Linked DNA regions of Homo sapiens: region 2 is linked to region 1. A link is a loop called in an ENCODE intact Hi-C map of the cell type or tissue named here. Cell type or tissue: heart left ventricle. All regions are shown on one strand.

The links. Hi-C counts contacts between places; a loop is a spot of excess contacts. Peaks named below come from ENCODE experiments on the same cell type or tissue, not always from the same donor. Only the 100,000 strongest peaks of a DNase experiment are listed, where the experiment ranks them.
Region 2: it touches region 1 in a loop (5-fold over the local background); 5 of 110 quality-filtered maps call a loop at or near these places.

What each region holds. Positions count from the first base shown.
Region 1 is chr12:70,717,088-70,722,087 of GRCh38, forward strand. The region is part of intron 6 of PTPRR (protein tyrosine phosphatase receptor type R); the gene reads right to left. It overlaps LOC124902960 (a long non-coding RNA gene), which reads left to right and starts at 2,109. Exons shown (of 2, transcript XR_007063361.1): 1 at 2,109-2,736. In heart left ventricle, a CTCF peak has its summit at 2,919 (motif pointing left); a DNase peak (open chromatin) is centred at 2,904; H3K4me3 peaks cover 990 bases; H3K27ac peaks cover 2,308 bases.
Region 2 is chr12:70,535,331-70,540,330 of GRCh38, forward strand. It overlaps PTPRB (protein tyrosine phosphatase receptor type B), which reads right to left. Exons shown (of 34, transcript NM_001109754.4): 24 at 4,609-4,692; 25 at 4,497-4,514; 26 at 4,295-4,376; 27 at 3,594-3,684; 28 at 2,825-2,901; 29 at 695-829. The region is part of intron 6 of PTPRB-AS1 (PTPRB antisense RNA 1); the gene reads left to right. Among named protein-coding and RNA genes, the nearest start is that of PTPRB-AS1, 70 kb to the left of the region's middle. In heart left ventricle, no CTCF peak of the experiment used is centred here; no DNase peak of the experiment used is centred here; H3K27ac peaks cover 1,501 bases.

The sequences.
Region 1 (5,000 bases):
TAACATACTATTCTTCCTCAGGTATTGTTTTATGAGTTAATTCATTATTTCTTTTCATCAGAGATCTTTTAATATAAAAATCATAATATTTATCTGGACAACTCTTAATTTCTGATACTCAATAATGACATTTTTATTATATCTCCAATATATGTTTCTGTGAATGACATAATAATGAACACAGAAAATCTTTAAAAACATTGAGCACTAACATTCTTTTCAAATAAAGAGAGAGTGTTAGGTGAGAATAACTTCTGATACCAGCTAACTCTGTCATCTTAGCATATTAAGCTGTCCTAAGCTATACCAGTGACATTTCATTCTGAAAATGATCATTTCTGATGAAAATGAACTCAAGAAATACACAAATGAGTCTAAGTACTGAAAGACTCTAACAAAGGATTACAAGGGATAGGGTCACCAAATTGAGCAAACACAAGCACAAGACTCGCCCCAGTTAGATTTTGAAAAATAGCTCTATCACATTTTTGTAATTTAATGAAAAAATGCTTAGTACAGGACATGCAGCACATCCTGACAAAGTCAATACAAGACACAGGACAAAATTGTTAAATACAGAACATGTCCCATATCTACAGAATGCCTGGCTAACCTAACAAGATGGAACACAATTGACCTAATTTTAATTTCTTCCATGCATCCGGGCATTTCCTGTGTGCATGGCAGGGATTTGTAGGTGTGAAAAGGAAAATAAGAATGAAATACAAAGGAGTTTCCAAACTGACTAGAAATGAATTATTTCTTCTGTTTATCATAATGTTTTGCATTGATTCCAAAGGAAAAAAAATAGTATTTGCTTTTATTACATATTAAACAATTATCATATAAAACCTGATAATTGGTCAGTAATTTTCCTGTAATAATGCTTATTGATTTCTGGCATGAATAGGCATCTATGCTAAGAAAAGAAAAATACAATCTTCTTTTTAAAAATACTATACAGCCATGGTATTTGAAAAGTCTCTCAAATACTAACTGTCTGAATCAGGATAAAATGACTTTTAGAAAACCCATTACTTTGATTTAAATGTTATATTTTTTATAGAATTGGAATTGCTTCTTGTCTGCCGAACATTTGAGACAACAAAGTATTGTATAGATTTAACACTGGAAGCTATACTTCTAAGAGAGATTTAAAATAAATACCTCATGGTCCACTGTTTTTTTTTTTTCTTGAGATGGAGTCTTGCTCTGCTGCTGAGGTTGGAGTGCAATAGCACGATCTCAGCTCACTGCAATCGCTGCCTCCTGGGTTCAAGCGATTCTCCTGCCTCAGCCTCCCGAGTAGCTGGGATTACAGGCGTGTGCCACCATGCTCAGCTAATTTTTTGTATTTTTAGTAGAGACGGGGTTTCACCATGATGGCTGGGCTGGTCTCAAACTCCTGACCTCGTGATCCGCCTGCCTAGCCTCCCAAAATGCTGGGATTACAGGTGTGAGCCACTATGCCTGGCCGGTCCACTGTTTTAAACACAAATACACACCTTTTTTGTGTCTTACCATTCAGGGTTGAATATTTGGTGGAATGTTTTAAAGAGTTAGATGTTACATTAATCCTTTGTATTTTATGTGAAGAAAATGTATTCATGCTAAAAATAGTTTTCAACAATTTAAATATTTTGAGTGTGTATATTGTAGATGAGGTGAAATGTTTACAAAACAAGGATTCAATTATAATGGGGAAATACTAGAAGAATACATAAATTTACAGATTGAAACATATTTATACCATTTTGCACATGCTTGAAATATTGTGTAAAACAATTTGAAGATAAGTCCTTTGGACTTTTTTGCTTTCGTATGTCTGAATTATCAATACGCACATTTTCCACCAATAATTCTCCATGTCAGATGAGGACATTCGGAGAAGTGTGAATGAGATAAAAACGAGGTGCTTAAGACATTCTGTTCAAACGGATAGAGTTCATTTACTGAATACTCCTGACCGGTTCCTGGAGTTCAGATCCACACCTAACAAATTCCCAAAGTTCTTCAGACCTCAGCAAGTCAAAATACGCTACGGAAATCATTTTTGACAAGAACTCTCGGGCTAAGCTTTAAGTAATCAGTATCTGGTTAGGACAGGAATCACCCAGTATCCTGTGGAGGAAAACAGCCGACATGAAGGCCATTTCAGCTTTCCCTCTTCTAATCATGCTTTCTAACCTACTGCCAATTCGCTCCTAGGCTGTCCTCGATAAGGCATGCCGTAGGATTACGGGAACCCAAAGTTCACGAATGCAAACTTCACGAGGCTGCCCGGCCCCATCCTTTCCAGAAGATCATATCTACAGCAAAACGGTGCTTTATCCTAGAAATCCCTTTTCAATCCAAATCCTAATGGAACTCCTTGACAACCCCTTGACTAAATTACATTAGTAATATAGTTCCTAACAATTTCCTTTGTTAGGAAGGGGAGCAAAAGGGCAAAAAAAAAAATCATTTTTTTAAAAAAATAATGAAAATTGCAAAGGCTTAAATACTGAAAGAATTGCTTGCCTCTACAACAAATCTGTATCATTACTAACAAGCGATAAAAGGCCTTCCGATGGATACCAAATGAGAACCTTCCAGAGGGCCACGGGCGCCCAGCTGGAAACCCCTGCTAAGAGCATCTGCAGTCTGAACCCACAGTGACTGCGCGTCTTCTCTGGATGCCATTAACAGACCTCTGCGAAGGGAGGCTTCGGCTGCTCCACGTCAGCTTTAGGATTGGTACGTGGCCCTTTCTTTGTTTATCTGATTTGCCTTTAAATCTTACAATGGCAACAAGTGTCTCAAGTAGGATTGTTGAGGACAGAGAAACAATGCTCAAATGTCCTTTGAACAAAACCAAGAGCCCACCCTGCCGACGACCCTGAAACCTCTCCTGTCTGTAAGTGGCGCACAAGCGCCACCTGGAGGGTGCAAGGCGCAACCATCGCTCTTCTCAAAGTGGAATTGGTCTGTGTTAGGCTGAAGAGATTATTTTATTTTAAAATGCTTCCATTCCTCCACTGAAAAAATTTAATATAGTCTAATTATGAATATGGAGAAGGTGGAAAAAGAAAAATCCTCGGGTGCCTTAGTCATTAGGGGAAGCAGGAAATAGAAACAAGCGTGAGATCTGGGGGCACATTACCTGGGCTCGAATCCTATCTCTGCAGTAATGTACTCTGCGACCATGGAAATGTGCTTGAATGCCTGTGTCTCCGTTTCCTTATCATTAAATTTGAGATGATATAATTTACCCACCTGAGGTGGATATGAGGAGGAAATGATTTTATATATCTGTGATGCATCTTGTACAGTACCTGGCATATAGCAACTGCTCCACAAATGTTAGGTATAGGCATAGACTTACCAAGTCTTTTCCAGTTTTTTCCTCTCTATGTAGAGGTATTGCTCTGTTACCCTGGTAATTTTTTTTTTTTTTTTTTTTGAGACAGGGTCTTGCTCTGTCGCCCAGGCTGGAGTGCAGTTGCATGACCTCAGCTCACTGCAACCTCCAACTCCCGGGTTCAAGCGATTCTCCTGCCTCAGTCTCCAGAGTAGCTGGCTAATTTTTGTATTTTTAGTAGAGACAGGGTTTCTCCATGTTGCCCAGGCTGGTCTTGAACTGGTCTCAAGTGATCCCCCAGGCTTGGCCTCCCAAATTGCTAGGACTTACAGGCGTGAGCCACCACACCTGGCTCAGGTACATTTTTCTTATTGGTACTACCACTAGGCCCTAGGATATTATCCTATATTTGAATATGCTTGATACATAATCTTATTTCACCCCACTCCCTCATCTTCGACTCCAATAACTTTTTCTATTTGGTTTCAGATTAAAGCTCAGATTTGGTTCTTCACTGAATAGGGTTTGCCTATATAGAGGTGCTCCTTAACAGCACTGCTTTCTAGTATAAGCATGTCAACACAGGTTTAGTTATTTAAAATGCATATCTTATATAAACCAGATAATCCACAAAAACACTCGTGCCATATTCCCCTAAAAGAAATGTGTTGCAGGCATATACCCATTGTTACTTCTCTTGCTTGGAAGTCCTGCAAAAGCTCTTACTTACACATGGTACTGCCAAATATCCTAAAGTTCTCCAGTTAGAAATAGGTTAGAAATATACCGAGGAGTTAGAAATATACTGAGGAGAACCAAGAGAACAGTTTTGATTAGAGTCTGAGTCAGTCAACATTGCACATATATAAAACTTCTGTCTAAGAATAGGTAATTTATCTATCCTGGCAGAGCATTTCATGAGGGGCACCGCTATTGTGAATAACAATGGACAGCCACCTCCCTTGGGCACAACCCTTTCCTCGGCTGATGGAACAGCAGGTGGAAAGAAGAGCAGGCACACGGTGGATAGCTCCTGTCCAAATAGATTATCACACAAATCAAAAGGTGGACTATTGTGGGGGAGGAATTATAAAATATATTTCAACACATTTTAGGTATTTGGCAGGATTCTGTTTGGGTTCACCATCAGCTTTCTTATAGGGCCTTGGCAAATGCAGTTTCCCTGACTGCTTAGAAATATTTATGATCTTGGGCTTTTTTCTACTAGGCAAAACTGGAATTATGAATTCTGCACAGTATAGGATTCATAACACCGCAAACTTTTCTAGCCCGTTTAATCTTTATTTCACAGGCCTAGCTTTTCTATGGAAGATACCGTAGTGAACAAATAAACAAAGTGGATTGAAATTCGCCCTGCTAATATATCCAGGAAAGGAATCGTTGGGAGGATAGTTGGATGATTATTGGAACTGGCAGGTCAGTGAGGGCAGCAGACTCTCAAAGAGCATGAACATGCTGACCAATTCATTAGAGACTCTACAGCCCAAATTGACCCCAATTTAAAATGTATCCAAATTTTGGCATGGGAAGTATTGTATTAAGAAATAAGAACAAACTAGCAGAGTTTGTTTTCAAAATGAGGGAGGCATAGATGAAAAATGGCTAAAGGCTTTTTTACCCTTTGAAAAATCTGTCCCGG
Region 2 (5,000 bases), 180 kb before region 1:
TGGGTAGAGGAAGGCACTGTCTTCCTGGCCCTTCTTCGTTCATATTTTTATGTCACTGTCCTAACGTGGGCCGTGTGCCAAGAGATCTTTGAGAAGTTAGAACGTTTAGCTAAGCTCGCCTTTACATGTATACAGACAAGGGGAAGAGGAATGTAAGCATATGTTTACTGAGCGCAGATACTAGGCACTTTATACGTAATCTCTCTTTTAATCCTCAATCTTTTAATCCTCAAAATAACCATATAAAGTAGAGGATGGTAAGTGCATTACAAGGGGGTTTGGTTGATTTGTCTGGATTATTATTTTACTTTGTGTCTGCCAACACAGTCTACAACTCACTTCTCCTTTCCTGGGATGAGGGGCAGGTCCAGTGACTCTGGCAGGGTCTCTCCTCCAGCCAGACACTGAAGAATGGAGTAGCCAAGTGGCCAGGTAATTTTTGGTGTAATGGGCACTGCCACTAATCCCAGTCCTCAAATGGAAACAGCTTTGACTGGAACTTCAGACCCAGAATCAGAATCAGGCATCACTTGGGTTTACTATTAGAGTCTTTTGAACAGAGTGGTATAAGTCACTAACAATGCTCTCACATGATCCCTACGTTGTTTTGCGGGGTTTCACTTTGATGATGGGGCAGAATTCTATCCAGGTGGCAGAAAGCAAAGCTTTGATGCCAGGAAGGCTGTTTACTCACTCGGCCCTTCTCAACACACTGGGTCACCATGACGATGTTGTGAACGTTTTGTTCCCACACCATTTTCCAGAAGTCATCCTTGGTGCCAGGAAGCGGTCCCTGAGTGACAATGTATTCTCTTCTGAAGTTGTTGCCCTGCAATGAATTTACAATATGGAGAGTCAGAAACAATGGGCCTCTTCAGAACTATAAACAAAGAGTTCTTCAGATTAGATGATAGGGAGGTCTCTGCCAAGTCTCTGACTTCAGAAAAAGATACTAACACAAGTGTCAATGCTTGGGAGCAGGAAGGACAAAGGTCAGAACATTGAACTAGTGTTAAGAGCCACATTCCCTTTTACTTGCCTGGGTCTATTCTGAAAGCAAATGGGGGACTTAGGCAATGATCTAGAAAACACTTCACCCTCAATTATATGTGTGTGTTGGGGGGTATTTGTGTAGACTGTTGGAGGGACTGTAATCAGGCTCTTTCCCTATTTAATGTAGAAGAGTGTTAGTCATTTTGGATAATCAATGTCAGAATAATTTGGTAAGATATATCATCCACAGGAAGCATCACGGAAGAGAAACTGTTGACTGAGCGTCTACCATCTAATGTGTCGCAGGTCAGGACTTATTTAATCCAAACCACAGTCCAAGAGCGGGATATTTTCATCTACTCCTTCTGCACTCCGGCAATGACAGCAATTCCTTGTCAATTCTAATCGAAGCTCTTTCTCTTTGCCTTTCCTCAGGGTCTCCACATTATGTCACCTCTGCCATCGCCACCCCCGCCCACCCAAACACTGCTTCTCATCTGACCAATCCTTACTTATCCTCAGCATGGTGCCTGCTTGGCTGAGCCTTCTTTTATCTTTCTCTCTGCTGGGGGATATTCTCCAAGATGCCCCATGGCAATCTCTAGCCTCTCGCTACTGAGTGCCGTTCTCAGACCAGCAGCACTGAAATCACCAAGAGGCTTGTCAGAAATGCAGACTCGGCCGGGCGCAGTGGCTCACCCCTGTAATCCCAGCACTTTGGGAGGCCAAGGCGGGCGGATCATGAGGTCAGGAGATGGAGATCTTCCTGGCTAACACGGTGAAACCCCGTCTCTACTAAAAATACAAAAAAATATTAGCCAGGCGTGGTGGCAGGTGCCTGTAGTCTCAGCTACTCGGGCGGCTGAGGCAGGAGAATGGCGTGAACCCGGGAGGCGGAGCTTGCAGTGAGCAGAGATCGCGCCACTGCACTACAGCCTGGCAGACAGAGCAAGACCATCTCAAAAAAAAAAAAAAAAAAAAAAAAGAAAGAAATACAGATTCCCAGGCCCTGCCTCAGCCCTGATGGATCAGAATCTGCCTTTTCACAAGATCCTCAGATGGCGCAGACATCTTTCAATGTAGGAGAGGCACTGCTGTGGCAGGTTTCCCATGCCATTGCCTTTTCTTGCCTCAACTCTTCTGAGAGTTCCTTTAGGGTCAGGATTCCATCTTATCCCATGCCTGTAAACAGCTCAGTTAGCACTTAATTTCTAAGTGTTTATTGAGTGAATGGATGGTTGCTTGAGGTATGAGGTAAATATTATTATCATCAGTTTTTGGAAAAGAAAATGGAGGCCCAAAAAGGTGACATAATGTGCCCAAGGTCACAGAATCAACAAGGGGCAGAAGTGGGATTCAAACCTAGATTTGTTTGACCCGAAAGCTTTTTCCACTGCAGTATGCCATAGGAAGGTGGCAAGATGCTAACCAAAACCAGAGCCCAAAGATTTGATATAACCTTTGAGTTGTGTCTGTGGTTGTGAAGATTCCAAATAACATGGGATCAGCTTCTCTAGCTAGGCAGCTTTAGCAGGGGAGGTCCATCTTCCTTAGGAAGCTCTCATCTTGGTTAAGGACTGCAGAGAGTAGATGATCTATGAAAATGCATCTTGGGCTCATAATTTCATTTGACTATAGCCATTGTGAAAAATGTGGCGTAGCAGGAACTGAATTGGATACCCCATTTTTTTTATGGCATTCAGATGTGCTCTTCTGAAATCTACAGGTGTTTCCAGACCTAAGAATAACAGGAACATGGAGGAGTGGCATCTCCAGTGTAGCCACCCACCAAAGCCTCATCCTGAACACTATGGCCTAGTGGGTCACTTACAGGGATGTAGCTGGCATTGATGTAGTCAGAGCAAGGATCATCATCTACATTGGAGAGCTTCACTCGCGTGGCATCATCTGGAAGGAGAGATTTGCTGCTGAGTCTTGGAGTGACTTTTCTACAGTTTATGTGATGTGTGTGATGTGCCTTAGCTCTGATCCCCACAACAGCCACAGATGGGAAGTGATCTTATCTCCATTTTGCAGATGAGGCTCAGGCAGGATAACTAACTTGCCCCATGTTGCATAGGTGGCCTATAACCAGTCAGACACAGGAGACAACATGAAGCCCCATCTGTGCTTCCCTTTCTGACATTACCACATTTGCCTGATGGAGTGGCCAGCTCCCTTTCACTGCTGGAATGAATACAATCCAGAAAACCTACCTTCTATTGCTTTACCTAATGGGGTAAGGAAATTTAAGTAGAAATTGCTAACCGAAGACTTTGCTAAGCAAACCCAGGTCTGCTTGATGTCAGAGCCCTTGCTGTTAACCCCATTTACTGCTTAGCCTCCAAAGAGAAGCAATAGCATCACATGGGGAAATGTCAACAGCATAAGAGGACTTTCATAATCAGAATTTAAACTGGCTATTATCCCTCTGGAGGGAAGTGCAGGAATATACAAGCTATTTCTTATTAAAGGCATTCAGAGCTTGAGATTGTCCATATCGAGCTATATTATATTTCTTTAGCCTCATTTCATTTTTGGAGAAAAATGCAGAAATGGCTAGAGGAAGACAGTATTACAAATTTTGACACAAAACTTACAGGGCAATATATTGTTGTATCGATTTTTCCCTCTATTCTCCGGCAAGAGTGCAATGTCACATGACTGGTTTCGGCCCACGTCTTTTAACTCCTGTTAGGTCAAATATGAGTTTGTAAGTGGAGAATATGAAATAGAATAAAGCAAATCATACAGTCCTGGAGATAACATAATAACATGAAAATATATACACTAGCTATTGTTTATGAATGCCTAGTACTCAACATGCATTAGCCCTGATCCCCACAACAGCCCCACAAGGGAGGTGGTGGTCTCACTATTTTACAGGTGAGGCTCAGTCAGGATAACTGATGTGCCCCAGGTCACCCAAGTGGCAAACCTGAGAATCAGTTCCAAAAGCTACGTGCTTTTTGCGAAACCACGGCATCTTCCAGCCAAGCAAATGGCCAGGCTGAATATCTGACAGCTTTAGGTCTGCATTTGAGATTTGTTAATTCTTCCTTACTATCTGATCCAGGTAGCCCTTGGTTTGCTGTGTTATTCTGGAGCTCAAGCTGGCCTCTAAGATTAGATGGTATATTCTATTCAGGGCATAGTTTAGGCATAAAAGAGTGCTCAGCTGAGATTCTAAGCAGCCTCCTAACTTCTGAGCTCAATCAGCCTATGATGACACAGTAAACATTAGGAAGGAAATTCTGCTAAGAACTAGGGATGCTGAAGCTTCATTCTGCCTGAGTTGTACCTCGTATTCCTTGGATAGAAGGTAGTTGGAGTCAGCCTGTAGCTTCATGAAATGCCCTTCAAACTGATTTATTTTTATTGGACTGTAATTAAAAATGAAACAAACAGAAAAGAGTTACTGCAGAAAAGGGAAAGTGCCATAACTATTCTGACTCATATTTCAAAGGCAGATAATATAGTAATTAATGTGTTCTCTCTCTTACCAAGAAGTTTTCCGGTTACTGTGAAGAGAAGCCAAAAGAGGAAGACTTTGTTAGCAAATTTCACATAATACCATCTTTCAACAAATTATACGAAGGCAAATGTGGTGCTTACCCTTTCTGGCCCAGGTTTAAGTGGACAGATAATGGTCGATCCCTACGAATGCTCAGACGGGCAGAGGGTCTTTCTCGACCATGGCTGAAACATAAGGGAGATAACTTTTATTCTGATTATGATACTTGGCTTGAACAAATTTTTCCATTTATGGTAAGGCTGTGGATGTTTGTGCAAATATGGATTTTTCAGTATTCATACAGATTTGCACTCAGCCAACATCTCTGAGGGAGGGAAAGGAAAGAGAATAAAGTAGATCATTCCCACCCAGAAACGGATCTCTGCAAAAACTGAAGATTTGTCTCCTGGTTTTTGGCTACAGGTTATAATCACTTCCCACATTCTCAATAAAACTTTGCTTTAAAAAAATCCAGTAAATTTCAGATGCCAGA